Linked DNA regions of Mus musculus: regions 2, 3 and 4 are each linked to region 1. The links are chromatin loops, found by intact Hi-C in ENCODE. Cell type or tissue: left cerebral cortex. All regions are shown on one strand. Region 1 holds the start of Gm24762 (a small nuclear RNA gene). Region 2 overlaps Stx12 (syntaxin 12). Region 3 has its middle 21 kb from the start of Eya3. Region 4 holds the start of Eya3 (EYA transcriptional coactivator and phosphatase 3).

The links. Peaks named below come from ENCODE experiments on the same cell type or tissue, not always from the same donor. Only the 100,000 strongest peaks of a DNase experiment are listed, where the experiment ranks them.
Region 2: it touches region 1 in a loop (2.6-fold over the local background); 2 of 42 quality-filtered maps call a loop at or near these places.
Region 3: it touches region 1 in a loop (2.8-fold over the local background); 5 of 42 quality-filtered maps call a loop at or near these places.
Region 4: a loop joins it to region 1, with 8 times the contacts of the local background. A loop is called at or near these places in 26 of 42 quality-filtered maps.

The regions. Positions count from the first base shown.
Region 1 is chr4:132,542,139-132,550,138 of GRCm38, reverse strand. It overlaps Dnajc8 (DnaJ heat shock protein family (Hsp40) member C8), which reads right to left. Exons shown (of 9, transcript NM_172400.3): 4 at 6,017-6,083; 5 at 5,388-5,482; 6 at 3,431-3,502. Gm24762 (a small nuclear RNA gene) reads left to right here and starts at 2,932; the gene lies at 2,932-3,035. In left cerebral cortex, CTCF peaks have their summits at 3,129 (motif pointing right), 4,083 (motif pointing left) and 7,237; DNase peaks (open chromatin) are centred at 4,087 and 7,201; H3K27ac peaks cover 1,674 bases.
Region 2 is chr4:132,851,613-132,859,612 of GRCm38, reverse strand. Stx12 (syntaxin 12) reads left to right here. Exons shown (of 9, transcript NM_133887.4): 7 at 1,122-1,194; 8 at 2,231-2,313; 9 at 4,055-5,549. The coding sequence ends at 4,147. Among named protein-coding and RNA genes, the nearest start is that of Ppp1r8, 12 kb to the right of the region's middle. In left cerebral cortex, no CTCF peak of the experiment used is centred here; a DNase peak (open chromatin) is centred at 3,239.
Region 3 is chr4:132,613,861-132,621,860 of GRCm38, reverse strand. No RefSeq gene overlaps it. Among named protein-coding and RNA genes, the nearest start is that of Eya3, 21 kb to the left of the region's middle. In left cerebral cortex, no CTCF peak of the experiment used is centred here; DNase peaks (open chromatin) are centred at 2,798, 3,769, 4,324, 4,924 and 2 more places; H3K27ac peaks cover 2,687 bases.
Region 4 is chr4:132,632,965-132,640,964 of GRCm38, reverse strand. Eya3 (EYA transcriptional coactivator and phosphatase 3) reads right to left here and starts at 1,919. Exons shown (of 17, transcript NM_210071.2): 1 at 1,810-1,919. In left cerebral cortex, a CTCF peak has its summit at 4,164 (motif pointing right); DNase peaks (open chromatin) are centred at 589, 1,437, 1,973 and 4,230; H3K4me3 peaks cover 1,597 bases; H3K27ac peaks cover 1,093 bases.

The DNA.
Region 1 (8,000 bases):
GGGTGCTCTCTTCTCTAAAACTCCAAGACTAACTTCTACTCTTCTTTCTTTTCCTTCGTTCGTTCGTTTGTTTGTTTGTTTCGGTATTTTTCAAGATAGGGTTTCTCTGTGTAGCCCTGGCTGTCCTGGAACTCACTCTGTAAACCAGGCTGGCCTCGAACTCAGAAATCTGCCTGCCTCTGCCTCCCCAAGTGCTGGGATTAAAGGCGTGCGCCACCACTGCCCAGCTCTACTCTTTTTATAGTATTTTATAATTTTGATTCAGTGGACAGAATGATGAAGCTGAATCCTACACAGTGAACACATGCCCCAAATCACAATCCTATCTAAAGGGACAAAGACGCTAATCACCTGCTCCTAGCTAGGTATGGCAATGTGACTCTAGAGTTTAGTCATTGTACTTATAAAGGACATCTAGGGTACTCTGAGAAGGAGTGGCATCTCTCTATTTCCCCCTGTAGTCTCGTTTAGTCACATGAGCAAGATGATGAGACACCCTAGACTAGGAAGGTGGGAGCCACAGCCAAGACCTTGAAGGACACATGGTGCAGAGCTTCCACCAGCAGCCACCGCCTAGGCCTACTGCACAGGACAAACATGTTCTACCTTGATTGAGCCAGTTGTCTCTCTGTAGCCAGTTCACCTTACACAATATACCTTAAGCAATGCATCGAAAGGAGCATATAACACAACATTCAATAGAAACCATAAAGACCAAGAACTCTATTGAGCTTCATAGAATGGAGGATAAAACCCAAGGCCTCTCAAGTGAAACCTCTACCACATTTATCTCCCAGTCCACCCAGGGCTTTTAAGAAAGGATGCTACAGTTGTTATTACTACAGGGTTGCTATTGAAGAGAAGCAGTAAAGACAAGTGGCCAGATCCCACCACAGCCGTTACATCCCAGGTCCCCGTCGGCATTTTACGTCTTTGCCTTCAGTAAGTTTAGTGAGGTTTTGCTTATGTCTTATTTGTTTGTTGTGGGCTATTTTTTGGAGACAGAGTCTAACTATGTAGCCCAACCTGGGCTCAAACTCAGGGTAATCCCCTGCCTCAGCCTCCCAATTGCTAGATCATAGGCATACACTCATGAAGGCCTCTTTTTTTAATGTATTCATTTTCTACACGAATATGTGGGTGCATTATGTATGTGTTGCCCACAAAGGTAAGAAGGCACTGCATCCCATGGAATTGTAGCTATAGACTGCTGGGAACCATCAGTGGTGCTGGGAACCAAAGCAGAAAGTGCACTTTACTGCTGAACCATCTCTCCATCCCCTTACACTTCATTTTTTTTTTTTTTTTTTTTTTTTGGTTTTTTTGAGACAGGGTTTCTCTGTATAGCTCTGGCTATCCTAGAACTCACTTTGTAGACCAGGCTGGCCTCGAACTCAGAAATCCGCCTGCCTCTGCCTCCCGAGTGCTGGCACTTCATTTTTTTAAAAACATTATATATATACACACACACACACATATGTATGTATGTGGCTGCATGAGGGTGTCAAATCCCTTGGAGCTAGAGACACAGACAGTTGTGAGCCACTGTGTGGATGCTGGAATTTGGGGATCTAAACTCTGACCCTCAGACTTACGTGGCAAGCATTTGACCCATCAAGTCAATTCCCCAGCAGAATATATTTTAGTATCTTTAAAAGCACTAAATTGTGAGTTAAAGAGATGGTTCAATAGTTAAGAGCACTGGCTGCTCTTCCAGGACATAGGTTCAGTTCCCAGCACCCACACAGTGGCTAACAACTATCTGTAACTCCATTCCCTGGAGAGCGAATACCCTCCTCTGGCCTTTGAAGGTACCAAGCATATATGCAGGCAAACACCTATGCACAGAGTTTAAAAATTAAAAATATATAAAAGCCATTTTCCCAGAACCCAACCTCTAAGTTCCTATGTACAAGTGTGTGTGTGTGTGTGTGTGCATATATATATATATATATATATATATGGGTGTGTGTGTCTCTGTGTGTATGTATGTATATATGTATGTATATGTGTCTGAGTAGCTGCTGGCTAGTTTAATGCCATCTTGACACAAACTAGAATTTCTAAAAGGACAGAACATCTGTTGAAAATTTGCTTCCATAAAACCTAACTGTACAGCATTTTCTTTCTTTCTTTCTTTTTTGATTCTTCAGCTGACAGCAAGAGGATTTATCATATATGAGTTACACTTGGCCACGAGACCAGAACTAGTCCAGAGTGCCAAAGGTTCAGGGCAGAGGGCCAGCGGGACTGTTTTGGTCCTAGGAAAGGCAGTCATTTTCCCAGGTGATCGTGGTGAGGTGACGTTGCGGGTCTCCTGAGACTTATTACCGACAGCAGCACACAGTCCGACAGCTTGTTCCGGTGTCCCGGCCTTGAGCATCCCTCACTTCTGCTCCTGCAGGCGTCATGGGGCACAGGCTGGTTTACTTGGCCCTCTGCCTCATCTTTCTTCTCTTGCACCTCAGCCTGTGCATTCTCTTCTTCCAACACCGCTCTCATGGCGCAGGAGTCTCAAGGAAGATGGCGATAAGCAGCAGCATTTTCTCAGTGTTTAACGGAGATGCCCCAAGCCCACGGTGGGTGGTGCCATCCTTGGGCTGGTGGTCTTGGGTTGTATAACAAAGTCGGCTGAGCACTCCTCCATGGCCTCTGCTGATCAGTTCCTGCCCTCACTGGTTTTGATGTAGCTCCAGCTGTACTAGAGTTCATTATATAGTCCAGGCTGGCCTCAAAACTCACAGAGATCTATCTGCCTCTACCTCCCAAGTGTTGGGATTAAAGGTATGAACCACCATACCTTGTTTTCCCAAGTTTTTTTATTATTTAATTAATTAACTTATGTGTATGTGTGTGTGTTTAAATGTCAGCAGAGAAGCTATCAGATCTCCTGGAACTGGAGGTTTTTTTTTTTTTAAAAGATTTATTTATTTGCTCGCTTCAGCAGCACATATACTAAAATTGGAATGATACAGGGAAGATTAGTATGGTCCCTGCGCAAGGACATACAAATTCGTGAAGCGTTAAAAAAGAAAAAAAAAAGATGTATTTATTTATTATATGTAAGTACGCTGTAGCTGTCTTCAGACACTCCAGAAGAGGGCATCAGATCTCATTACAGATGGTTGTGAGCCACCATGTGGTTGCTGGGATTGGAACTTGGGACCTTTGGAAGAGCAATCAGTGCTCTTAACTGCTGAGCCATCTCTCCAAACTGGAGTTATTTAACAAGGCATTGTGAGCCGCCGTGTGTGTGCTAGGAACTGAACCCATACACACCATACGTGTAACACATACCCAGATGGAAAACAAACATATGCACACACAGGATGGATTAAAAGGTCAATCAATGTCCTTGTACACGCTTTCGGGAAGCCTTTCTCTTTAACCCACCGTCACCCAGGATACAGTGCTTCCCACGATAACTCACCAGTTCGGGATCATCTTCCTCCACATTTGTAGGCTTTCCTTCCTTCTTCAGTTGTTTTTTTCGCTCTTTAACCTAAAAACAATTTTTTTCATCAAAAGATGAGCCCTCGTCCTTTGAGAATAGCCACTGAGCTGTATATACACCCACTTTCCATAAAGAGAGGATAACACACTCCTCCATAGGCATAGAGAGGGTAAGAGGAAGGCAAGAGCCTCCTCCTGCACCATTAGTAACAACAACAACAATTTCTGATAACACTGTAAAAAGCAACTAAGACTTGGAGCCTTGGGTCCTTCCTCTAGCTCCATCTAAAGTCCATTCCAGCCTGCACCCACCAGGGAAAGTGCAACCAGCAGAGAGGTCCCCAACTTATAATGGCTGAGCCACAGACATGGCCATTTAGCTTTCTTAACCTGTGGTCAGAGCTATAGCAAAGAAAGCACATTTGCCAAGCTTTGGAAGGATCTACTAAATGGGTGGTATTTTAGGTATAAATAGTATTTCTAAAAGTACATTCTCGATAGTTTCCACTGTGAAATTCCCGGAAACCGTAATTTTCACACGGCATTGATGGATATGATCAGGAGACAGACACTACTCCCACCAGTGACCTATGAGAGGCAGCCAGGTTCAGAAACACTTTACTGCCACCTTGTGGCCAGGAACTCTAAGGAACTACAGAGGATTGAAGAACCTGTCCTGTGCTCTCCTGACCTGTACTACGTGACCAGCAGGACCCGGTTCCAGCGCCTTCCTTTTCCTACTTTCCCTCCTCGACCTTATCTAAAATGGGTCCATCTTTATTGTCATTGCCTACAAAGTTCTGATTCAGACTCCAAAGCTCTTCAAAACAAAGGTGGACTCCTAACTGACTCTCCACTGAAGACATATGTCACTCTTGACAGAGTCTTGAGATTCTTACTCCACTGGGGGGAAAAAACAGAGAGAGAGAGAGAGAGAGAGAGAGAGAGAGAGAGAGAGAGAGAGAGAGAGAGAGACTTTCTAACTGGGCCCAGTGGTGTGTGCCTACAATCCTAGCAACTACACATAGAGAAAGATCAGGAATGCCAGGCCAAGTGCCCTTAACATGGCTTAGCAGCTACTTCTGCAAAAATCCAGGTTCAGTTCCCAGCACCTACACAGTGGCTCAGAACCATCCTATAAACTACCAGAAACTCATGCCACCCTCTTCTAACCTCCCTGCATACCAGGCATGCCCATGGTGCAATACATACATGCAGATAAAACATTCACACACATCAACAAATCTGGCACTTAAAAAGAATTTACAGTCAGTCTCAGGTACATTGCGAATTGAAGGCCAGACTGAACTACATAAGACCCTCTTTCAAAATAATCCTACAAAAAAGAAAAAAAAAACAAAGGTCTTTCTACCTGGATGCTATGGCATACAACCCATAATCCCATGACTCAGGAGGTAAAGTGGAAGAATTAAGAAGTCAAAATCAGCCCAGGCTATCCTGTCCTGCAACCCCAGTCAGACCCATTTTAAACAAACAAACAAAAGCTGTTATTTAGTTTGTTCAACTGAGCCTTCAGATTGCTGTCATTAACCTGGATGTTCACTCAGAGCTCCGTGACAGCCTCTCTCATTTCTAAATCCTTCAACAAACCAGGGAGTCAACAGGGTCTGAACAGCTCCACTTCCCCACTCTCTGAGGCAGGATGGCACCTCTGCTGGGGACTAAAGGTGTCTATCAACAAACACCACACAGAACTGGCAGGGAAGTGGGAGTGGTAGTGTCCTAGCCACATCTTACCCTGAGCTCACCTCTCAGGAAAGGATGCTAGATTTGGGCACTCTTCCTGAGCAGCACAGCTAACCGATAGAGAGAATGACCAGTGGTTTGCACTGCTAGGTTGCATACACCCTTCTACATGGTGCCCCAGGCTTGCTGTCACTTCCTATAAACACAGCAGCACTAGAGATACTTACAGTGTGTTCCACGTATTCTTTTCCTGCCTGAATTACATCCAGGGCCCTCTTCTTTTGTTCCTGATCCAGTAGCAACTTGTAAGCTTTGTCCACAGCTAATGCAAAACATTGAAGTTAACTGTTTCTGCAAATGCCTCTCAAAGTCTGAGCTATGCTCAGGCAGTGTAAATGGACTTGCACTGTCTAAAAATTCCCTACTTTGGTAAGTTATTTAATGTTGTTAAACCCATTTTTAAAAAAAAGCATACAACCATAGCAATGACCTTGAAAGTCTTAGAAAAAATTATTAAATATACACTCAAAGCTAAATATACCACATCTAGATTTAATACATTGATAAAGTTTCCCACTTATGTTTAGCAAAGAAAAAAGGAACCTTTGCAATAAAGGTATACTGGTAGACACAAAAGTTAACAAAGCAAGATTAATGTGCACTTTCTTTGCAGTGCTGAGGACTGAGCCCAGGCCTCTATCAAGCATGCTAGGCAAGCACTGAGCTACACACTCAGCCCCCAGGGAGACATTCTGCTTAAATGGCTGCTTTACTGAAATCCACAGCCTTTCCACAATCAGTTATTACTTAGCATCGACAACATATATCACTCAAATATAGGTAAATGCACAAATACCTTCAAAAGCCTTCTGTGCTCTGTCAGCATCGTCCTGGTTTTTGTCAGGATGCACCAGGATGGACAACTGCAGGGAAGAGAAGTCAGGCGCATCAGAGGCTCACAGGCGGGGCCTGAGCTCCTCGTGCACATCAGTAAGTAAGTGAGGAGAATCTGAGCTTTGTGTAAGAAAGCTCCAGATGACTCTTTCAGACGTTTATAAGACTGACTCCTGACTTGCTCGCTACCACTGATGGGAGAGAAACTACATGGCGCAAAAAGAACCATTTTGGGAGATGGAAACCTACTGTTAACCCACAGTCCTGATTTGTGATTCTAACCTTGTCACATGCTAGCTTTGCAGCCCTGAGCAACTCAGTCAGCCCATCTTCACCTCCTTCCTGCACTATCCCTGGAAAGACACAGAGTACCTACATCTAAATAGATTGTTGTGTGAGCAAAATGACCAATGCAAGTAATTAGCATAAACTGAATATGGAGAGCCAAACCTCAATGCAGAGGAGGATGGGCAGTGGTTAACATAGTCAAAGTATCAAAACATCTTCTGACAGCCTCTGTGTATGACACCTCATTTAACTGTTTGGACACATTTACCAGATGAAGTAAAATAGACACAGAAAAGCCCAAAGCACTTGTTCAAGTCCACAGAGCTCCTAAATAAGAGAATAGATTAAAACTAAAGTCATATGTCCTCTAAACTATGAAGCCATCTAATGAATCACTAAGAGGTCATAACTCAAGTTTGTTGACTCAGGAAAAGTTTAATTAAGGACTAAAAAACTGTTTGCTGAGCTGGGAGTGGTGGTGCAAGCCTTTAACCCAGCACTCGGGAGGCAGAGGCAGGCGGATTTCTGAGTTCGAGGCCAGCCTGGTCTACAGAGCGAGTTTCAGGACAGCCAGGACTACACAGAGAAACCCTGTCTGGAAAAAACAAAACAAAACAACCCCTCCCCCCCAAAAAAACCCAAAAACTGTTTGTAATATTGGGAATAACTGTTAATGGACTGTATTGGAAAACAAGACTTTGGGAAGAGGGGATGGGATGTGAAGTTTAAGCACAGATCAGAGCTCAAGAAGAATAAAGCTGTAAAGTTATATAATGGGAAATGACTGAGCAGGCAAAAACAAAAAACATCTTAGCTTAATATAGCATGTGGGAGCTTAGAGGTAGCTATGAGTCAGCAATGTGGAAATCTGCCTCACTAGGGGGAGCACTGGGTGTTAGTACAACCAGTAAAACTGCTGTTCAGAACTGGAGTGTGAGGGTCAGCACTGGCCAGGTCTCACTCACACGTGAGAAGCATGATGATGCAAAGAAGACAGGAAGGAAGAAGACATTGGCAGGAATCAGGGATCAGAGAGCTACTTTCCTGAAGAAAGTTCAAAAAGCACTTGTTTCATTAAGGCAGGTAACTTACTTTTTATAAAGTTCTTACATTTATTGGGGTGGAGGGTATGAAGACACGCCATGGCAAGTGTGTGGAGATCAGAGGACAATTTGCGTGACCATGTGGGTCACTGGGATCACACTCAGGTGCTCAGGCTTAGCAGCAGGCACTTCTACCTGCTGAGTCATCTTACGAACCTAAGCGAGGTATTTCTTGAGTGCTTATAACCATTTGTAAGAGGTACAGTTACTGAGTGGATTAGGCGTATGGTTTGTGCCTGTCATTCTTGCTATTTAAAGGCTACAGTAGGACAATCATACAAACCAGGTGTTAGAGGACAGTCAGACAACATGAGATCCTACCTCAAATAAAAATAAGTTTGTAGTTACTCTATTTGGATATAAAAATCATTATATCCACAGAAAAACTTCTACACGCCTTCTGTGTCCACTTTGGTCCTGGACAGTATAATTAATTCCATTAAGTAAACCCAAGCGAAGTGCTTTGACTTTTGCTTTTATTTAACATTTATATCACTATATGTATGCGTTACTGTAAGATTGTAACAACAACTGTTAATCTAGCCTTAATTTGAA
Region 2 (8,000 bases), 310 kb before region 1:
GGAACTAGAGTTCTGGGTGGTTGTGAGCTCTGCCATGTGTGTGCTGGGAACTGAACCTGGGTCCTCTGCAAGATCAACAACTGATTAACTGCTGAGCTATCTCTCCTCCAGCATTTAAGTAGGGACTTGCTTACAGTTTAGGCAGGCAGGCAGGCGGGCTTTGGGAGCTAACATCTGATCCACAAGTGAGAGAGACAGAGAGAGAGAGAACACAGAGAGAACAGAGAGAAAGAAAAACATGAATTGGGCCTGGCTTAGGCTTTTGGAGCTTGAAAGCCCACCCCCTGTGATACATCTCCTCTAACAAGGCCACCCTTTCCAATCCTTCCTAACCCTTCCTGGATGGCCCTCCACCTGGGGCAATACTTATTCACACCATACCATACGCACATACCTTTAACAGGCACCAGTCCATTGCTCTTCCACCTGACTTGTGTTTGCCATGGCTTATTACCTATGAAAGTATAAACCTGAACATAGAGAATCTTACCTCCATCACTGCTGGAGATACTGTGCAGCTGAGCCCACCAAGCTGGGAAGTTATTGAACATTTTCAGTCAGATCAGCTTCCAAGTGATGTCCTTTCACCCTGCCAACTGTTCTCCAACAGTTTGTCAGTTGGAAGTTGTTTATAGGGCATCATTCAAGTGACACAGAATCCGGTAGTTCCTCACATAGTTCCTCACATAGTCTGCCCTGTGGAAACCATCTCCTTGGCTGCTTGTCTTCTATGTGTTCTCCAGGCAACACAGTCCTATAGAAGCCATTTAAATTCTCTAGTCAGAAGGCCTAGTAGTGGCTGACGTTGGTCTGCTCTCCCTAGAGCCGTCACACTGAGCATGTGTCCACCACAGCACTCCAGCGTCTGGTGGATACAGTTGAGGCTTGAATGATCTTACTAGTTCCCAGGTAACATGGGCAGTGAATATTGCTCAGTGAGTGGGGTTCGTGTCTGTTGTTCTACAGTATTAGGTAAGCAGCAATAGATAGTTTTCTATTCATGGAGAAACCTTTAAAATGCATGTGATTATTAATCTTTAGGGAAAGAAAAGAAAAATCTTCTAGCATATTGCTTAGTGTGAGCTAATTGTTTTTGTTTTTGTTTTTTTAATCTCCCTTAGGCTGACATTTTGGATGTCAATCAGATATTTAAAGATTTAGCTATGATGATCCATGACCAAGGTGATCTGATCGGTATGTACTATTAATACATCTAACCTTAGGGTGAGTACAAAGAACTCAGTAAGATGGGTCACTGGGAACTTAACTTAGGAATATCTTTTTTTAAAATTACTGAATTCATTTAAGTGTAAAGGCTGAAGAGGGTGAACCCTGTTCATTTGTTACAGCCTGCAAGTCTGTTAGAGAAAGGCCTGTCACACCCCAGCTTTGAGCTCTAGACGCTCAGGGATTGCGGGGTTAGTAACTTTTAAAAGCTTTTTAATGAGGAAATGATCTCAAATTTATAAAAAGCTGCAAAATAAAAACAATAGAAGAAATCTTTTATATATCCCTACCCAGGATTTTCCTGGTTAATAACATTGTGCCCCCTTTATTTTGTGATGTACACCTCTCTGTGTGTGTAGATACATAAATATGCCGTCTGCACCCCCCCCCAGTCTTTTCTCTTAAACTCTATATAGGTTACATAATTAGTAACCTGCTACTATTAAATATGTCAGTGTTTATTTTTGAAGAATGGTACTGTTCTCTTATCAAGTTAGAAACGTGTAGCTGGGAATGGTAGTGATGCCTGTAGCCTCTGCACTCAGTGGCTGCATGACGGTCGGGAGTTTAGGCAGCGTCAGGTACAGGGCATGTTGTTGAGGATGCTGAGGCCATCTCAGACTCCGTGAGACCCTATCTCAGAAGACTAAATGAAAAGAAGCACATTTCTGATCTCGTGGCTGGCTGGTTTGGATGGTAATGGTGAATCTAAGGCCTGTGCCATCAGACATGTTCAGAGGGGCTGGATAGATGGCACAGCAGCTGAGAACAGTGTCTGCCCTTCCAAAAGACTATGGTCTGATTCCCAGCACCTACTCACCAGCTCATAGCCATCGGTAGCTCTAGTTCTGAGGGATCCAACACCCTCCAGGAATGTACATGGTATACAGATTGCAGATAAAACATCTATATACTTTTTTTAAAAAAGAAAAAATTTGCTTGTTTGGTTTTTTCAGTATTGAAATACCTGAATGTGCTAAAATGTGCATCGTATGTTTTACAGATAGCATAGAAGCCAATGTGGAAAGCTCGGAGGTGCATGTGGAAAGAGCCACTGATCAGCTACAAAGAGCTGCTTACTATCAGGTAAAAGCCAGAGTCAAAGAAAGTCACTCTATGCTGTAGACTCTGTGAACTTCCAGGCTGTGTTAACACATTGCTGGCAGCTGCAGTCTTTTGCTTGAGTTTAAGCTGGATGCAGGCAGTCATAGTTTGCAGCTCTAGTCCCATTTTTAGTATTTATTTTTGTAGCCAGATCTCCAATACCATCAAATCCTGAATAACTTACATAGAAGCTGTGTGGCTATAAAGCTAATGCCACGAGCTAGCTTGATGCCTAAAGTCTAGCATGATGCTAACCTTATATCCTAAATGGGGGACTGTTGGGAGAGTAAGAGCCGCAGGACAGCAGAGCTTCAGAGACCCTGTAGCCGACTGCTGACTCAGAGCATGGAGCCATAGAACCGGCTGTGACGGACGGCTCATGGTGAACAGGCCTCAGGCACCATGGAGGTGATTCTGCTGGCTTTATGACTTTTTTGAGTCTTTTTGTTTTGTTTTGTGAGACAGGGTCTCACTGTGTAGTCCTGGCTGGCTTGGAATTCACATTGTAGAGCAGGTTGTCTTGGAACTCAAAGAGATTCTCCTGCCTCTGCCTCCCATGTGCTGGGATTAAAGGTGTGTGGCACAGCACCCTACTCTTTCTGAGTCTATAGTTGAGGTTTTAGATATTAAAAATGGTGTTGTATGACCTTTTAGAGGTAACTAGCATTTTAGTCATTTTCTGTATTCCTAGGGTAGCTGTATTTTACCTGGGAATATGCTTGAGGAAGTTGAGTTTCATAACAGTATTCTTGAAAAACTGATGATTTTAGTTCACAGCAGTAAAAGCGTAATCACATCTACTCAGGGTCGTAGTATGTGGGAGCTAAAGGATGTTGATGAGATTGTAGCAGAACAGGAGCGTTTGTGCTAAATGCTAACAAGAAGAACACCAAATGTACAGGCTGATCCAGTTACTCCAAATGGGGATGTGCACAGATGAGGGAGTGGGAGGAGCCTGGCATGCTGGCATGGGCCTGTAACCCAGCTTTCCGAGGCCAAGATAGTGGATCTCTATAGATTAAGCTAACCCGGACTATAGAGAGAGCTCCAGGCAGCCAAGGCTACGTAGTGAGACCTTATCTCAAACAAAAAGATAAACACACAAACAAGAGAGCAGAAAGAAGTAGAATCTTATGTTAACAGTCTTACATATGGATGATTATTTTCTTTCTACTGCTCATATATTTTACAGTAAACATACAATCTGATAGGTGTGGAGTGAGTTATTAAAATGCACACACAAGGGCCCAGAGCGAAGGCTCAGTGGTTAGAGCAGACAGGAGCCCGGAGTCCAAATCCTCAGCTCCCATCTCCCACGGGGGATTGTGGCACTGCTTGTAATTCCAGCCGATTCAAGAGTAGACTGGCTTGTGAGACAAGTCACATCAGCAGATAACACCTAGATCAAAGGCACAGCTCCCTCACAAATTTGTATTTGGGGACGATGACACTTGCAGTACTACTTAGAACTGTGGACTTGAGATTTTTGAGAAGATGTTTGCATCTTTATGCGTGGCAAGAGTTAATTCCAGGCTGGGGATGCCACTCAGAAGTGAGGCGCTTACCTAGCATGCACAAGGACCTGGGCTGAATCTCAGCAGTGAACTATAAGTATGTTCTGAATGACAAGGAGATGCAGGATTCAGAGGATGACGCACTCCGAGTCTTAGGTATACAAATGTCTACTTGTTTCATGAGTGTCTTTAAATATTTCTTTCCTCAGAAAAAATCTCGCAAGAAGATGTGTATCCTCGTGCTTGTCCTGTCAGTGATTGTTACAGTCTTGGTAGTTGTTATCTGGGTTGCTTCTAAATGAAGTGCTTGCCTCAGAGCCTCCTCCTGCTGAGTTGTTTTCAAGGGCAAGTGCTTGAGAGAGTCTTGCCAGAACAGACTGACCACAGAAGAGAGTGTACCAGAGTGTCCTGTGATAATTTAGCTAGAATCTAACTACTAACTAGTCCTTGGAATTAGTGACCATGGAGACAGTATTTATCAGTTTATGCATACATTCTATTCATTTGTCAAATAACGAATTACCTTATTCCTTTGTATTTTCCTTTCTCTTGTATTTTGATTGCCCTTATTGCAAGTGTTTATTGACAGTTCCATCGTGGATATTCTTTTTGACAGGTGACACTACATCATAAATTTGTCTTTTTGTATATACGCAAACTTTACCTTTTTATGAGTATCTGAGATAAATTTCCATCTGGAGCCAGCCTATTAGAGTCTGAGAAACTGTACAATATGCCAGCAATTTTTATTATTTAACATTTTGATTTTGTTTCTGAGGGGTCTGTTTTCTGTTTTGTAAGATTTTGGCACTATATATAACTGGGGATTAAGAACATTGCACCCGTGACTTCAGACAAAATGAGAAGAACCTGGCAGAGCCGGCCCACTGCCAGGTTGTGTGGGACAGTCTGGGTCTGAGGTGAATTGCCTTTATTGTCTGCTGGTGTTTACAGAGTCCATCCTCGAACACTAAGCCATCCCACTCCTGTTTAGAGAGGATCGGTTCATTACCATGCTTACAATCAGTCGGGTCTCTCCCACCTGTCTGCATAGAACGGAAGAATTAGGCACAGCCCGATTTTGGATAGTAAATGTGGATCGTTTGGCATGATTCCATCTCGTTCACCTGTGGCTTTCATTCTGGTGAATGATAAATGTTGCTGTCAAAGGCTAATCCTGACCCTTGTAAGTAAGGGTTGCCTGGCTTTGATGGCAAGATTTTGAAATTTAGACTGAAGTGGGGTTTAAAACTCAGTCTGTGAACCTATTGATATAGCAAAACAAAGGTTCATTTTGTAAATAATACTGGTTTAGTGATGTTAGACTTAGCCTAATTTATGAACAAGAGATCAAACTCTGTGTAGTTTTAGATGAAAACAGTTTTAATAAAATGTTTCTGTCTTGTATATAAATGTTGTCTACTGCCCTTTTTCACAGGCCTAGAACAGTCAAGAGAGTGTGTAATTGGTTTAGGCTCTCAGATAAATGTGAATTGAGGCCAGAAATGTCAGCTCATCTTTCTCTGAGTTAGAGGATCTGGCTACTGTGGCTGTATTTATGTTTGTTTCTTCTCTTCCTCATAATGTTACTTAATCTTGTTCTACACTAATGTGACCAGCAGAGAAACAAGGGCCCACATGCATAAGTTTCTCTGCGCTTTTGCACCATCCCACCTACTTAATACCAATAAACATTTAAAAGCTTTTGTAGTTATTTTTATGAGTTAACATCCTAATGACATAGGTATTAGGTACTGTTCTGCCATGGAAAACACAGAGCTGCAAAAACCTGGAGAGCAGGTAAGGTTTGGCTTGGGAGTAGAAAAGGCTTTGATGCCTTCCTTTGAAAAGCAGGACAGAGAGCAGCTATGGTTTGCACACTTCTAATCCTAGTACCTGAGAAGACAAGACAGGCAGGTTGTGAGTTCAAGGCCAGACTGGGATGCATGAGAGCTTTGAGATCAGACTCTGTTTTTAAGACAAAGGTGGAAAGGAAGAAAATCTGTCTGCACGACACAGTGGCCCACGTGGTAACTTCAGAGAGAAACCCTTGTTCTCAGATCATAGTTGGACTTGGATATGTCATTTGTGTCAACAATCCAAGAAATAAAAAACGTGATCTGTTGTGACAAGCTATTGGGACAACAAAGTGGCTGTGATTGTATAATGACAATGTGGTGGCTGTCACGATGGCTGTGGGAAGAGGTAGGAACTTGGCCTGGAGTTGTAGTGGTTTTTGGGAAGCTCTAATAAACCTATTCCTAGAACCTGTGTTGCACTTGATTGTCTTTGGAGGCACTGTGGTCTGGGTCAGTGGCTCTTGCCTTCATTTTAGAAGGTTTTTTTTTTTTTTTTTAAGTGCTGAAGCCCTGGTCTCCCTGCTCAGAGATTCAACTTTTTTTAGTCTGGTGTATTTCCTGCATAAGAATTGCTCCGCATGCATGCTGTGTGCAGCCCCAGCTGAGAGCTTTGTTTGTAAGTCAGAAACTAGACTGGAATATAAAAGGACTGAGGAGCCCTAGCCCACCAGTGACCTGCCGAGGGGATTTGGACAAGTTGCTTAGCTCATAAACCCCATGTTTTCTCTATTGCTTGCTTCCATCCTATCTATCTATCTATCTATCTATCAACTATTTATCTATTATTATAAAATTTTTAACAGATGTCTAATCTGAACATACAAATTGTAAATATGTTTCTGTATTCCTATCCACTTTGCATCTCCTGTTTAGCTTCCTGTATTGACATTGAAAAGTTCTAGGAGTGCTGGGTACTTTTTAAGAAGAGAAAAAAGGGGGCTGGATAGATGGCTCAGCTGTTAAAAGCACTGTGTTCTTCCAGAGATCCTGAGTTCAACTCTCAGCACCCACATGGTAGCTCACAACCATCTGTCATGAGATCTGATGCCCTCTTCTGGTGTGTCTGAAGACAGCTGCAGTGTACTCACATACATACAATAAATTTTTTAAAAGAGAAAAGGGTAGGTTTTAAAAGTTTGTTTTATGTATATGAATGTTTGCCTGCACATATGGCTATGAACCATGTGCGTGCCTGGTGCCTTCAGAATTAAGAGCAAGGGTCAGATCCCTGGAACTGATAGTAGAGATGATTGTAAGCCACCATGTGGGTGCTGGGAACTGAACCTTGATTCTCTCCATGAGCAACAAATACTCTTAACCACTGAGCTGTCTTTTCAGCCCTTCCAGTCTCTTAAAACGAATTAGTGCTATGTAGGGTTAAAAAAAGAATTCTGGCCACTTCATTGGTAATGTTTCACAATAAGAACTTGATACATATTAGATTGTTGCTCATAGAGCATTTATGTTTGTGTGTACATACTAAACCTACATGCACACACATCTTTTATATTTCACTAAGGAGTACTTACCCACAGAGTATGCAGTCGGTGACATTTGAACTAAACTTACACCTCACAGTGAAGTTACCGGGCAGGCAGGGTAATAAAGGCCGTGAATCTTCGCACTCAGGGAGTAGAGGGAGGTAGCGCTCCATGCACTCCTTAGATGGCAGGTTTCAGGCCAGCCAGGGCCACATAGACATAGTAAGACCCTGCGTTGTTTGCTTTGCTTTGGCTGGGTTTTGTTGGTAGTGGGGTATTTTTGGTTTGTTTAAAAAAAAAATCAGGGAAGGAAGGAAAATAAGAGAAATTACCATTTAGTTGGCAAAATAAAACACTTAAGCCCCTCATCCACATATTCCATTATTTGGTCTGATTTGCATTTTCTGTTCAGAGACTATCTTGGTCATGGGAATGAAGCTTTGGCTTCTGGTCACTAAGTACAGGCCACAGGACTCCTGTCACACCTCAGTCGTTCTGTTTCCCAGAGTTGGGAGTCCCCTGCTTTCTTCCATGTTCTCCAGACGTTCAGCTCTAAGCTTCAAAGGCTTCTTTCCAGTATTGCTTTTTAGCACTACAAAATACAAGTACTTTAAAATCTCGATGTAACTATAGTTTAGAAGGTGTCTGTGTGTGTACCTTGTGTGTGCTGGTTGCCCAAGGAGGTGAGAACAGAGCATCAGATGCCCTGAAGCTGGAGTTACAGATTTAAACTGCACTTAATTTTCTTTTTTTTTTTTAAAAAGATTTATTTATTTATTATATGTAAGTACACTGTAGCTGTCTTCAGACACTCC
Region 3 (8,000 bases), 72 kb before region 1:
GTCTGGTGCTGCTTTGTATTCAAATGCTCAGTAGTGCCCCGCCCAGGGCTGGTTGCTCCGCCCCCCTCATGAGCACATCCTCAAGCACTCCAAGTGATGCTCTTGGAGCCTTGCTCCCTAATTTAAAGCTATTGGTTAAATAAAAGTGCCTACAGCCAATTCCTGTGGGAGAACAGAGAAGCAGGCTTTCAGTTACCAGGCTAGTGGCCACAGGTAGGGATGACGAGGAGCAAGAGATGGGAAAGAAGGAGGGAGGAGAGAGGAGGCCATGAGAGAGGATGGACCATGAGGACTTGGCCAAGAGAAGTGGACCCTGAGGACAGGCTGATGGAACAGAAATAACCTGGGTGAGACTCAAACAGCAAGAAACAGGAGACATATGGCTGGGATATAAATTAGACTAGCTCACAACCTGCCCAGTCTAGTCTTATAGCTTAAAAATAAAATACTAAGATCTTGTGTCTTTTATAGGAGCTGGCTAGATTTTATAATTCATTTACACCTCTTGGCTCCCCTCGTTTCCTCTTCCCCTCCTTCTCCTCTTTTTCCTTCTCCTTCTGTAGATAAGGTTTTCTGTAGCCCAGGCTTTGAACTAGCTATGTTCAAGGATGACCTTGACTTCTGATCCTCCTGAGATTTGAAGCTATAGTTCAGAAACACCACACTGGGCCTCAGACGACTTCATTTTTCTACATCAGGGTTGTGCTGGAACTTTTCCTCATGTTTCCTCTTTTTTAAAAAAGGGGGGGTATAGGTGTACTTTTTGGCTATTTTATTGAGTTCTTATATCTACCACCCTTCCAACCCTTATTCCACCCCAATCCTTCCAACCCCCCATCACTAGGTAGGAGAGAAAGAAGGTTAGAAAGGAAAGGGGCTTAGGTCTCTCTAGACTACTTCCTGCTGGTTAGGGGCACTGGGTTCCTAGGGGCATGTCCGATCTTTGTCGTCAGAATACCCAGGAATCCAGCAATCAGCATAAGCAGCAGCAGCAGCAGCAGCAGCAGGGAGGAGCAGCAGCTGTTACAGGCCCTCTCAGGCCTCTCCTATTGATACCCTCTCCAGAGTCCCTAGAATTAAACTCTCTGCAACCGGCAAAGAATCACACCCTGCTAGAATCACACCCACTAGAACACGAGACAACCATAGTTAAGGGCTGTGGACCAACTGAAGCAGTCCCAGATCCCACACCTGGGTTTAAGACAAAAACATAGCCATAGACAGCTGGGCAGTGGTGGTGCACACCTTTGATCCCAGCACTTGGGAAGCAGAGGCAGGCTGATTTCTGAGTTCAAGGCCAGCCTGGTCTACAGAGTGAGTTCCAGGACAGCTAGGGCTACACAGAGAAACCCTATCTCAAAGAAGAAAAAAAAAAAAAAAAAAGGAAACCAAAATTCTTACTGGAGGCAAGGGGAGCCTGGCTCAGTGGTTAAAGGCATTTGCTGCTCTTACAGAGAAGCTGAGTTCAGTTCCCAGCACGCTATCAGGCAGCTCAGAACTGCCTGTGATTCCAGCTCCAGGGCATCCAGCACCCTCTACTGGCGGCCATGAGTTCTGCGCTCACGTGCACATGACCCCCACACAAATGCCTTGTCCTAGTTAGGTTTCTATTGCTTCAATGAACCACCATGACCAAAGCAGCTTACAGAGAAACTGGGTTATTGGCTCACACTTCCACATCATAGACCATCACTGAAAAAAAAAAAAAAAAAAAAAAAAAGACATAGTCCATCACTGAAGGAAGTCAGGACAGGAACTCAAACAGAGCAAGAACGTGGAGGCAGGAGCTGATGCAGAAGTCATGGAAAGGTGCTGCTGACTGACTTTCTCACCACAGCTTGCTCAGCTTGTTCTCTTAGAGAACCCAGGATCACCAAGCCCAGGGATGGCACCACCCACAATGGGCTGAGCCCTCCCACATCAATCACTAATTAAGAAAATACAGGCTTGCCCACAGCCCAATCTCATGAAAGCAATTTTTCAATTGGGGGTCTCTCCTCTCAGATGAGTTTAGCCTGTGTCAAACTGACATAAAGTCAGCCAACACACACAATTAAGAATTCATTTTTTAAAACATTTTTGTTATTTTATATGTATAAGTGTTTCAACTATGTATGTATGCAGCATGTGTGTGTGTGTGTGTGTGTGTGTGTGTGTGTGTGTGTAGTGCCAGCAGAGTCCAGAAGGAGGTGCTGCATCTCTTGGAACTTGAGCCACAGGCAATTGTGAGTCCTCTCTGCGAGAGCAGTAATGCACTTTCAACTGTCGGATCGTCTCTCCAACCACCCTGCCCCTCTGCTGCTCTTTTTAACTAGAAGTTGAATGGAAAGTGAACCAATAACAGACAGGAGGGCAAGGTGGGGCTCGAACCTGTTCTCCTTCCATCTGGGCCTGACTATATCTTCAGGTACAGCAAGGCACGGACATGAGGCTCCTCACCTCTGAACCTCAGTCTCTTCAGCTACATAGCAGAGCGCCTCCCTCTTAACTTGAAGGGATGTGATAAGGAGCCCGAGAGTCTCGGAAAATTTAGGTACCTGGCGCAGAATAGTCAGGGATGATGTCAGCATTCTTCCCGCCCATCATTGTCTCAAAGAACCCCTAACAGCATCCCAAAGGAGGAAACAGCAAGGCTTGCCCTTTCCTGTTGCTCCCTCGACTTTCTCACAGTCACACCCTCCTTCGCTTCCCTGAATTTTATCCACTTTGTAGTTGGGGATGGAAAATGGGAAAACACGAGCTAGAGAGGCTTGTCTCCAGGGACTCAGCTCAACTCAGAGCAGCCATGTTTAGATGCTATTTGGTCACGAGCCAGAGCTGCTGTTTAGAAACCCACTTCCGTCCTGGACTCCGCTACCTCAGGGAAACTCAGTAAGCCCTTAAAAGTGACAGTAAAATGAATCATGAGCTGGAGAACAGGAATTCTGAGGAAAATTACAGAATACAGACTGGTTACACTGAGGAAGCAAAGGGCAGAGGTAACAACTGAGCTGTTGAAAAGCCACACTCAGCTGCAGGGCTGGATGTATACCTGAGTCGCCAGCGTTCATGAGACTGAGGCAGAAGAATTTCTACTAGTCCAGGCATGAGGCTGAGGCAGGAGAATAGCTTCTAGTTTTAGGCATGAGGCTGAAGCAGGGGAATTGCTACTAGTTCAGGGCAAGCTTGGCATAAGTAACAAAACCCTGTTTTTTAAAAAAGAGACTCATAGAGTTGAGGCTGTGGCTTGTGTGCATGCATGGGGGGCGGGGTCCTCAAGCCTAAGTGCCAGTGCCCGCAGGGGGCGGGGTCCTCAAGCGCAGGTGCTGGCAGAAGACAGGACAGGTCGATGCTGTGCATTCAGAGGAATGAATGGCAGGAAATTAGAAGGGTCTTGGCAAGTCTCTTGAGGCAGGAGCCTGAAATAGGAGGCCCTGGCCTGCATGTATAGAAATATATGTGTGCCACCTGTATGCAGTGCTCATGAAGACTAGAAAAGAGTCAGATCCCCTGGGATCAGAGTGACAAATCAAAGGGGAATGTCAACAGCCAAGACAGAGAAAGGGGCAAGAAACATTTAGTCTCTCTAGGGCAGTTTTAGTATATAAGAGAATCATGTGGAGGGCTTGTTAAAAACAGACTTCTGGAGCCCAGTCCCAGAATTCCCGAGTCAGTACAAGGGGGAAAGCAAAAGAACCAAGTGTAGTATATTTCTAGCAAGTTCCCAGATGGTGGTATTACAGGTCCAAGATCCATATGGAAAGAACCGCCCTAAAGAAGAACCGCGGGATGACTCAGTTCCTCATGTGTCCCGCCTCCAGTGTCTCTACCCACTGAGAAATTCTAGCTGACCCAGGATTGAGTAACTTCTGTCACCAAAAAGAAGAAATCCTGTGACTGGCAGCCTTGTAGGTTGGGAGGGAAGTTCTCTGAAGGCAGGGATGGTAGACACACAAAACTAGATGTCCTCAAAGCTGGTACTGAACACGCCCTCTCTGTTTGGAGCAACGTCTTCTCCAGCAGTTTCCATCAGGGTTAAAAGTTCTAAAAGAAGCCAGGCAGTGATGGCCACACCTTTGATCCCAGCACTAGTGAAGCAGAGGCAGGAGGATCTCTATGAATTCAAGGCAAGCCTGGTCTACAGAGCGAGTTCCAGGACAGCAAAAACCCTGTCCAAAACAAAACAAAACAAACAAGCAAAAGTTCTAAAAGAAAGTATGGTGTGTGGCAGGATCCTACAGGTTAGTATCTCTATTGAAACTCTATTCAATTTCTAGACCAAGAGAGGAGACTTCTGCTGTGGCTGCTTTGTTGAATACAGACGCCTAGAAGATGCAGGAGACTGCACTGGGTGCCCTTTGGACCAGTTAGACCTCTGAACAGGACATGTGCCATTGTGAATCTCAACCTAAGAGAGGCTGACAGGCCAGGATTGTTGTTCTAGTTATTTTTGCATCACTGCAACAGGATGTCAGACAGGAACAACCCGAAGAAGGATAGGTTCATTTTGGCTCGTGGTTTGAGATGGTTAGGTCCCCACGGGCTAGGTCCGAGATTGCTTGCCCTTGGGCTTGGTGGCAGAAGCATTGGACTCGGGAGTTTCTTTACCTCACAGCAGACAGGAAACAAAGTAAAAAGCCATTCTCCTGGGGCCTCTTTAACCTAGTCAGGCCCCACCTGCTTCAATTTTGCCAAACTCCCAAAATACTACCACTGCCTAGGGACCAAACCTGAAGTGCATGAGTTTATGGGGACTTTGCACATCCAAACCATGGCACTTATTGTCCCTTAAAAGCTCAATGTCTCTGGTGCTAGAGAGATGGCTCAGCAGTTAAGAGCATGGATTGTTCTTCCAGAGGTCCTGAGTTCAATCCCAGTTACCACATGGCCCCTCTCAACCATCTGTAATGTGCTCTAATTCCCTCTTCTGGCATGTAGGTGTCCATGCAGATAGAGCACTCATTTACATTTAAAAAATTCAAACATCTCATTCTTGCACCAGATTTGTATCCTGGGCAAGACAGAAAAAACTTCCTTCTCCCTTCCTAGGTCCTGAGGCAAGCCCAAAAATTATACAAAATTAAAGTATGGGAAATAAATTAAATTAAAGAATAGGAAACAGTAGGATGTGGTGACACCTGGATATCAACATTTAAGAGATGGAGACAGGAGGTTCAGGAGTTCAGAGCCAGCCTGAGCTATATGAGATCCTGTCTCAAGCAAAAAGAAAAAAATTATTCAAATTTTTTACACATTCATGGGAGAAATCATAAAGCCCAAAAGTTAATATAGTTGATGGATTTTTTTTTAAATGAGACAGGATCTCATGTATCCCAGGCTAGCCTCATTTTTTAATGAGACAGGATCTCATGTATCCCAGGCTAGCCTCATTTTTTTAATGAGACAAGATCTCATGTATCCCAGGCTAGCCTCAAACTCACTATTTGTAGCCAGGAATGACTTTGAGTGACAGTGTGAATCATCATACCAACTTGTATTTGGTGCTGGCAATTGAATCCAGGGCTTTGTATATACTACTTGAGCACTCTGTGCTAACTGAGCTGCATTCTCAGCCTTCATTCATTCATTCATTCATTCATTCATCTGCTTTTCAGACCAAGTCACTAAGTAGCCCAGGCTGGCCTCAGATTCACAATCATCCTGCCTCCATCTCCCAAGTATTGAGAGCATAGGTTAAGAACCTCCCGATCCAGTTGATAAATTCAGTACAACTAATAACCAACTCTAGGATTAGGACAAAACAAGGGAAGTAAGGAAGAGGGCCCTGTGGGACAGTGACTAGACAGTGACTATTATCTCAGTAGGGAGAGACCAGCGGAACACAGGTTGATCTGCGTTCGTCTCTTTGGTGTCAGCTATCCACGTCTGGAAAGAAGACTGTTCTCATCCTGCCACCAGCAGGGACTCACGAGAGAGACGGTCATAGGATGCTTTTAGGCAGGAAGGGAAAAATCAGCTTTTCCTGAATTTACTGTATCTCAAGTGCTTTCAGCTTCAAAAAATTGATTTTCTAAACTAACAAAAAAAAAGTTTTAGGGCTGGAGAGACAGCTGAGCAGTTCTTCACTTCTGTTGCCCCTGACACAGACTTGAGCTCCATTCCCAGCAGCACAGCAGGTGGTTCACAGCCACCTATAACTCTAGCTTCCACAGGCATCCACACTCATGTGGCACACATTCACACAAACACACACAGGTACACATAACTTTAAAAATAACAAAAAATAAAATTCAAAGTACTGAAGTTGAAAGAAAATTAAATTCAAGGTCCATGACTCACGCGGCTTGCTAGTTAGGAGGGCTTTTTGAGCCAAGAGCAAAGAACAAAGGCTGTTGCTATTAAGTCATTCCAGGAACTGGCTATCCATAAAGATAGAGGCATACAAAGACTATCTCAGCCAAGTTAAGCACCTGACCCTCAGAATTGCTGTCACCCTGCTCTGCACGTACAATTTGCTGATGTTTAAACTGTCCAATTGTGTGTAACCTCGCCAATTCTTCCCCTGCCACCAACTATTTTGTATATAAACCCCTAACTTTTGAGCCTCGTGGTCAACACCTCTGTCTCCTGTGTGAGATACGTGTCAGCCCAGAGCTCCGACATTAAACTACCTCGTGTGTTTGCATCAAGATGGTCTCTTGTGATTCCTTGGGTGTGCATGCCATCTCGGGATTTGTGAGTGGGGGTCTCCCCACTGAGGTCTTTCAAAGTGACATGTCTAGAGTGGCATGTCCCAAATCCCTCCATTCACAGTGAGTTTCCTACCTCAGAAAAATTTTGTAAAGAAACAAAACAAGCCTTTGGCTGCACTTCACCCAGCACCTGGGAAGCAGAGACAGGCAGATTTCTGAGAGTTCAAGACCAGCCTGGTCTACAGAGTGAGTTCCAGAACAGCCAGGGCTACACAGAGAAATCCTGTCTCAAAACAAACAAACAAACAAACAAACAAATAGATTTGTTGTTTGTAGTTGTTAGCTTATAGGTGATTCTACTAGACTCTTCCCAGGAACCTAACCTAGCAATAATGGCTTACCAAGTGTAGGCTGCCTATAAAAGGAGCTGCTACCCCTGCTCGCTCTCTTCTTCCCACATGTTCTGTCTCTTCCCAGCATTCCCTCTTCCCCTTCCCATAACTCCCCTCTTCTTCAGGTCCTCACTCCTCTCCCTCCCCTGCCCACAAGCCCCCTTTATACCAGATCTGTTACATAATGTAATTACTCAAGGCCATGGGCCTACCAGGTACCCACTTGCTGCTTTATATTTCATAATGGTAGTTACTTAAGCCTAGGTTGTCATCCTCATGTGTATGTGTGTGCACCTGAGTTCAGATGCTTACAAAGACCAGAAGAGGGCATCAGATCCCCAGGAACTGGAGTTACAAATTTGTGAGCCACTGTGTCTGTGCTGGGAACCCAGCCTGGGTTCTCTACAAGAACAACCAGGGCTCGCTCGCTCACTCGCTCTTTCTTTCTTTCTTTCTTTCTTTCTTTCTTTCTTTCTTTCTTTCCTTCCTTCCTTCCTTCCTTTCTTTCTTTTTTAAGATTTACTTATTTCTATGTATATGAGTACACTGTAGCTAGACAGATAGTTGTGAGCCTTCATATGGTTGTTGGGAATTGAATTTTTAGGACCTCTGCTCACTCTGGTCAACCTTCCTCTCTCCAGTCGGCCCTGCTCGTTCAGGTCAACTCTGCTCACTCAATCCCTGCTTGCTCTGGCCCAAAGATTCATTTATTATTATTATACATAAGTACACTGTAGCTGTCTTCAGACTTGCCAGAAGAGGGCATCAGATCTCATTACAGGTGGTTGTGAGCCACCATGTGGTTGCTGGGATTTGAACTCAGGACCTTTGGAAGAGCAGTCAGTGTTCTTACCCCCTGAGCCAACTCACTAGCTCCAGGGCTCGCACTTAACAGCTGAGTCATCTCTCCAGTTCCTAACACCGGGTCTACTTGAATTTACAGAACAATATGGTCAAGCAGTCTACCTATAATGCC
Region 4 (8,000 bases), 91 kb before region 1:
CAAGCCTGGTCTACAAAGTGAGTCTAGGACAGTCAGACAGTCAGAGGTATATAAAGAAACAAAACAAAACAAAAAACCCAACCCTGCCCACCCCAAAACTATCAAACACAGTGGAACAGACCTGTAATCCCAGAGTCTAGAAGGCCAGAGGATCACGAGTTCAATGCCATCTCCAAACTACATAGCAAATCCCAAAAGTTCCAGGTAACAGCCTAGGGTCAAAACACACCACAAAAACAGAGGGAAGGAGAGGAAGACGGTAGTGGAGGGGTGGAAAGGAACATAAAGTTCAGAAATGAAAAAAAGTTGTGCACCAACTATATATGTAAAAAAAGAAATATTCGTCAAACCTCGAGGTAAAGAAGTCAACGGAGCAGCTACGATTACTGGGGTTGTTGCTGGGAAATGAGGAGGTCAGGCTGAACAAAGGCTCCTCTTCCCAGTTTGTGTAGGTGCAGGGGAGGACAGATAAATGTTCATAGGGGCTTCCCTGGCCAGGTTAATCCTGAAAGCCAACCAGAAGGGTCTTTCTCTGTGGCATCTAGGACTAACATGGCCAAGCTCCAAAGTCCTTTGCTAAAAATAGGTGAAGGGAGTGGCCCAATTTTGGAATATGGCAGTCTATGTTCTATTCTCTTATGTGTATATGAGGGAGAACTGTGCCAAGAGGAACCAATAATAAACGCGGTTATTTGTTCTGTACATATTTAATTATTAATACTGAATTTTAGACTGATCACGCACAAAATGACGAAAAGAAAATGATGGTTGCAATGATATGCTACAAACACCCCAAAAACCGGAAGGGAGGAAAAAAAAAGAATTATCCAAATTTGTACCTCTAGATATACCTTAGATCACAAAATTTGAGAAACAGGACATTAACCATTATAAAGTCTAACCCTTTTCACATTATAGATGATTTTAAACCTCCAGAAAATGTAAGATAAGATGTCTTAAATTTTAAAATGCTAAGATCATGATTTCTAAACCATGGTAGCAACACTAGAGAAAAAGAAGTTAAAAAGAACGTTCTAAGAAACAATGTCTGGCTTATAAGGAAAATGATATTACATTGGTGAATCTTGGCAGAAAACAGCAACACCACACCACATCACAGTCGTTTAAAAGTTTAGAAACCCGGAGTCCTCTAACTTTAAATCCATGCAGAGTGAAGAACATCCGCACTTTTGCCTCAGCTGTGCACATCCATTCTCGTGGGACAGAGGACTCAAAACAGACAGGACGAAGACCTGTCAATTCAGGAGATCTCACAAGCCCGCCAGCGAGTCCGCCACCTGTTCGCTGCTGCCCAGAGAGCCCAGCAAACTGAGGCAGTGCGAGGACCTGGGGACGCCTTTGTTGTTCTCTAACTGGGGAAGCGACCTCAAGTCTAACCTCGCGCCTCCAAGCTGGAGCAGTCGGCCAGGATCTGGACTCGGAGGAAGCCCTCTCGCTCTGAAAGGGCAGGCGCAACACTCTTGTCATCTACCAGTCCCTGGAGGGGGGAAGGGTCACAGGCGAGGAGGGCTGGGGGACAGAGCCGAACCCCAACGCTCCGGGTGGAAAAACAGTGGATCGGGAAGAAGTGCTGAGAGAAGGGGGAGGCAGAGACCCGGCGCCTAGGCGAGAAGGGGCGAGGCCAGAGCGACGCCCGGGAAAAGCTCGAGGGCAGACCGGCAGGCAGGGACGAGGGGGACGGTGACGGGACCCCCTACCCAGCACGACCAAGGAGGACCTCTTCAGCCGGGACCCCGAACGCTGCACCCGAGCCACCGCGCTCACACCCTGGCGGCGGCGGGGACTCACCAGACGGCTGCAGACACTGCCCAGCACGACATGGGACGATTACGGACCCACTCTGGAACCAACAGAGTGGCGGAAACCGCGGCGTTAGCGTGACCCGGATGCGCATCCCTAGCCACCGGAAGTAGATGCGGGACCGCCTAACAATCCACACCCCGTTCCGACAGAACCCAGAGGACCAGTCAATCGTCTCGGGGCGGGGCAAGGCTTAGGTCCCGCCCACCTCGCAGACCCAGTTGCGTGATTGACTCCCTGGATCTTACGCACGAGATGACTTTCCGAGGATGCTGGTGCTGCTAAATTGCCGCCGCCTTCGTGAAAAGTACTCCCGCCCTCCCCAAAACAAAGTCAGATCAGGCTGATCTCGAACTGGGGACCCTCCTCCTTCAGCCTAGGGCTTGTGCCTCCATGCCCAGCCACCGCTCTCATCTTTGAAAGTAAGTTCTAAAAAAAAAAAATGTGTGTGATTCCTACCGTAAAGGGACGACGAAGTTGAAAAATGTTGACTGCAATTGGTCGAGTTAGAAAGACTAGGAGAGGAAAAATGGATGGGAACTTTTGAAGACACTTGAAAGGCTAACTCAAAGTGAACATTTCTATCCGAAAATTTAGTTTATACCTAGTATTATATTACACTTGCAGCTGCCTTCATTTTGTGCAAATTGTTTTCAGGAACATTTTGTTGTTTTTGTTTTTGTTTTTGTTTTGGTGTGTGTGGGGGTGGTTTTTTGTTGTTGTTTTTCCAAGAAAAGTTTTTCTCTATGGACCTTGGCCTAGAATTCCCTCTAAAGATCAGACTGGGCTCGAAATCAAGAGATCCACCTTCTTAGCTCAGAAACATTTTTTAATGCTTCATTAATTCTAAAATACAACTCAAGTGTGGACGAGGAATGGAGTTGAAGACAGGCTTTGTATAGTTGTCAGTGTATTCAATTCCATTCATGTTTGAAGGGAAAGACCCTCAAGAAAAAAAGACCCAGGCTGGTGAGATGGCTCAGTGGGTAAGAGCACCGGACCGCTTTTCCGAAGGTCCAAAGTTCAAATCCCAGCAACCACATGGTGGCTCACAACCACCCGTAATGAGATCTGACTCCCTCTTCTGGAGTGTCTGAAGACAGCTACAGTGTACTTACATATAATAAATAAATAAATCTTTAAAAAAAAGAAAAAAAGACCCAGAATTACAAATATTAGATTAACCCACAAAGTTTAAAAAACAAAAACCTAGCTTTTCAATACAAATAAAAATAAAAGATTTTTATTAACTGCTTCTATTTCAACAATTTTCTAAGCAACTACTTTTTGGGGAGCGAGCATCTTAACTGCTCTTTCTCACACATCACACCTACTTAGCACAATCAGTAGATGCTGTCTTCAAAGTCTTTGCAGAATCGGACCATTTTCCACCTGTGTTGGTATGAACCACAGTCAGTATGTAATTCTGAGGGTCCCATTCATGTTTGCTACCCTATACTCAATACAGAAGAGAGCCTCCCGTGAAAGCCTTAATCAGATCGTGTGCTTCTTCCAATGGCTCTGTCTCAGTGTGAACACTAAAATCCTTACATCACCTACAGGACTCAGAAGACTTTACTCTTCGAGTAGAACTCTAACCTACTTTGTCCTACCTTCCTTCCACTTACAACAGACTGGCCTCTGCTGTTCTCCCAGCCTGCAGGCAGGCTCTGGTGCTGTCTGCTTTCTACTCCCTCTACCTAGAGTACTTTTCCCTGAGACAGCTCTTTCTTTCACCTTGTCACCCCCTTTACATCTTCGAATGAGCCTTCTCACTGAGACCGCCTCTGACGCCTCTGATGCTGTGCTAGAACAGGAGCGATTGTCTCCCTTGTACTTTCCTACCCCCTGATAATTGTTCTCATGACGTTTGTCCAATCAGTTTCTTGGGGGGTTGGCGTACGGTCTCCCCACCAGAATATAAGTTCTGCAAGGGCTTGGATTTGGGTTTGGAGGAGTGGTTGATTGGTTGGTTAGTTGGGATTTTGTTTTTTGGTTTTTTGGTTTTTTTTTTTTGGTTTGGTTTTTGTTTTGTGTTTTTGAGATAAGGTCTCTTGTGTCCCAACTAGATTTGTGGTTGAGAATGGATTTGAACTCCTGATTCCTCTGCTTTCTTCTCTCAGGTACTAGAATCACAGGTGTGAGTCTGTGCCCTACTGGCATGTTTTTTTTTTTTTTTTTTTTGGGGGGGTGTATTTTAGCAATGTTTAGCAATATGTTACTATGTAACATATGTTACATAGTAAACAGTCAATTCATGAAAGCATAGATTAATTGCTCATTGGTTTGTTTTTTGTTTGTTTTTTTTTTTTTTTGACTGACATGAACCACCAGCTCCACCAGAGGGAGCCCACAAACAATGTGATGTCCCCAGACACTCTTCCCAAAGTACACACTGGACATACACATCAATCCTATGCTTATTAGCAATTACAAAACAACGCTCTAGGGCCGACAGGATGCCTCAGCAGGTAAAGATACTTGCCTCCATACTCGGTGGCCTGGTTTCAATCCCTAAGACCCACATGGCGGGAGTAAATAACCAGTTTCTGCAAGCTGTTCTCCCTATCCCCTCTCCCCCATACAAGCTGTACTTAGACTCATACACATATACATGGGTAAATCGATAATGTAAAAAAAAGTCTGTTTTTGTAGTATATATATAGACATATGTACATATATGTATACAGTTTTACTATGTAGCCCTGGCTGTCCTGGAACTCTCTATGTAGACCAGGCTGGCTTCAAACTCACAAAGATCTGCCTGCCTCTGCCTCTCTACTGCTAAGATAAAAGACATTCCCCACCACTCCCAGTCTTTGGCATCTTTTAAGGAAAGAAATTCTTGCTCCTTACTGGTCTCATTTGACCAGTCTTTCCCAACTCTCTCTCAGTTTGCATGCCTAGCCTCCTCTCACATAGTGACCTCTAGCTGGAGCCATCTTGCTTTGTATTTGTTTGTGTGTTTTGAGGTCATGGTAGCACAAGCCTGTAATTCCAGTACTGCAGAGGCAGAGACAGGAGGACTGTTCCAAGTTGGAGGTCAGCCCAGTCTCAGTACTGAGACCTTGTCTCAAAAACAAACGTATAAAAACCCAAAAACTATAGGGCTTGACGTAGAGTCTTACAAGTACACACAGAAACTACAACTGAGTTCACTCTATAGATGAGGTATTGTATCAGGGAAGAATTAAGAGACTTGCTTGAGGTCACATGACTAGCAAACAACAAAACTGGGGATGGTGATGCATGCCTGTAATCCCAGCACTCAGGAGGTTGGGGCAGGAGGGTGGTGAGTTCAAAGCCAACCTGGACTACACAGCCAGGCCCTGCTTCAGCAACCCACAGAGCAGCAGTTGCCAGTGGAGCCTCTACCATGCAACCCATCCAAAGTGTTGCTTTTCCCTTTTCCACGTTTTTAGTCTTTTTCTTTCTTTTAGATAATTGCCTGTGTTCCCTGATGCTCTGTGCTTTCCTAGTCTTCTTGCTAAGCAACCCTCCCAGGGCCCAGCTCTCTGTCATGGCTGACCTCTGCACCTAACTCAAAAGGCACCTTTCTCTGCTCTGTCTCCCTCCTCCTTGGGGCTGCCAAGACTTACAGCTTGCCTGTCCTGTTGTGTTTCTCTTAAGATCCAAAAAAAAAAATTATTAAAAAATTACAGAAAAAAAAAAACAGTCAACAGGGACTTAAACTAGGTCAGGATGACTTCAGAGCCCAGGATCCTAGACTGCTGGGTCAAGCTTCTCTCCCACTCAGGAAGAGCAACAGGGGAGCCAAGTATGAAGGTTTGTATTTACTTACAAGTTTCTCAGTGATTTCATGCCTCTCTCCTCCTTCTCCTCCTCTTCTTCCTCTTCCTCTCCCTCCTCCTTCTCTCTCCCCTCCTTTTCTTCTTCTTCCGCCTCTTCCTCCTCCCTCTCCTCTCTGTTTTTTGAGTTTTGTTTTGAAACAGGGTTTGCTATATCTCTCTCTGTCCTGAAAGTCTTTCTGTCTTTGCTTCCGAATGGGAGACTCCAGGCATATACCACAGTACCCCTATTTAATATTATAGCCCATGGAAATGTTTTGTGAGTTATTGTTGTCCCCTGACTTATTACAGTATTTCTGAGGACAAACCTAAATGAATATACCAAAAATGCTGTTATGATTCCTTCAAGCTTAGTTGCAAACACTCACATATCTATATAATTTCCTTTTCTTTTTTTTTTAAATAGATTAGGACTAATTCACTCAAATTAACACAAAAGAAGGCTATTCTAAGGCCGAGCAGTGGTGGCACACGCCTTTAACCCTAGCACTTGGTAGGCAGAAGCAGGTGGATTTCTGAGTTCGAGGCCAGCCTGCTCTACAGAGTGAGTTCCAGGACAGCCAGAGCTACACTGAGAAACCCTGTCTCGAAAAACAAAACAAAACAAAACAAAACAAAAAAGGCTATTCTAGACAGATATTACGAAAAACAGCCAAGGTACAAATCAAAACACAAAACTAAATAAGACAAAACACTAAAGTAAGACTGACCTCTGAATTGAATTATTTCTAGTTTAGTTTTTTGGGGGGGGATTTTTTTTTTTTTTTTTGATTTTGAGACAGGGTTTCTCTGTATAGCCGTGGAACTCACTTTGTAGACCAGGCTGGCCTCAAACTCAGAAATCAGCCTGCCTCTGCCTCCTGAGCACTGGGATTAAAGGTGTGTGCCACCACTGCCTGGTTTGATTTTGTTTTTATTTTTAATTTTTTGGGGGGCAGACTCTCACTATGTAGCCTTGGTTGTCCTGGAACTCAATATGTAGACCAGGCTGGCCTCAAACTCATAGAAATGCAATCTGCCTCTGCCTCCTGAGTACTGGGACTAAAGGCATGTACTACCACTCCCAACTTATTTCCAGTTTAAAGATCATGTATGACCCATGTTTTTAATGGTCATCAATGTAAACCTTCATGCTTGACAATGATCTGGGCTTATATCTGTCAGTGTTTTCTATTCTTAGTATGTATATGTATGTGTGGTGAGTTCATGTAGAGGTGCGTGTTCATACATGTAGGTGCACATGTGTGCAGATGCATATACACCTGTGTGCATGGACACATGGAAGGCCAGGGCGGATGACGAGAGTCTTCCTTATTCCCTCTCTGCTTTATAGATTGAGAATGGGTCTCTCCCTCAACCTGGGGCTCGGGTTTTTGGCTACTGTGGCTATGCAGCTTGCTCCAGAGATTCCTGTTTCCCTATAACTGGAATTATAGAAGGGTCACCACGCCCACCTGGATCTTACAGGGGTTCTCAAAATCTGAACTTTAGTCCTCAAGTTTGGGCTTCACCTATTGAACCATCTTCCTGGCCCATCTGTTGTTCTCAGCACATATTTAATTTGGGATTGGAGGATTATGGAGTAAATCCTGGCTGGGCCTCACGTTAAGCTCCTTCTCTAGCCTCAAGATAATTTCTAGATACCATTTAGCTTATTGATATATGGTCCCAGCCTAATGTCAGATTTGCTGTGTAACCCAGGCTGACCTGCTAGGTAGTACCACCGCCACTGATTACTGTATGATAACCCAACTCTACTGACCTGGACTGCTGGTATATCCGTGAAGTGTTTGTGAGTGGGCCGAACTGCTGCTGCTAATCTATGAACTGAACTGCTGATGTCCAGCCAACATAGACAGGAGTTGCTTCAAAGAAGCAAGGAAGGAGGGCTTTATCACACACAAAACTTGGCATGGCAGTGTGCACATGCAATCACAGCACTTGGGTGGGTAGGGGCAGAAGGAATCAGGAATTCAGGTTACAGAATATAGTTTTAGAAGCAGGTATGGTAGTCTTGTCCATAATTCTAGTACTAAAACAAAACTAGGGCTGTCCATGCCTTTAGTCCCAGTTCTCAGGAGGTAAAAGGAGGTAATCTCAGTGAGTTTGAGGCCAGCCTAGTCTATATAGTAAACTCTAGGTCAGTCAGTTACCCTGTCTCCAAAAAAGTCAAAATAAAGACTCCAGTGTATGGTTGGAAGGTCGGGGACTGCATCTCTAGGTCAAAGGCAGGAGATGACAGAGGAGTCACTCTGGAGGATATAAAGAGAATGTAGAGAAGACAGGCAGTCGCGGGAAGACAAGCTCACCTCTGCTGCCAGTCCTCACTACAGATAACCACTGCCAGTACCAGATAGGCTAGTTCTCCCA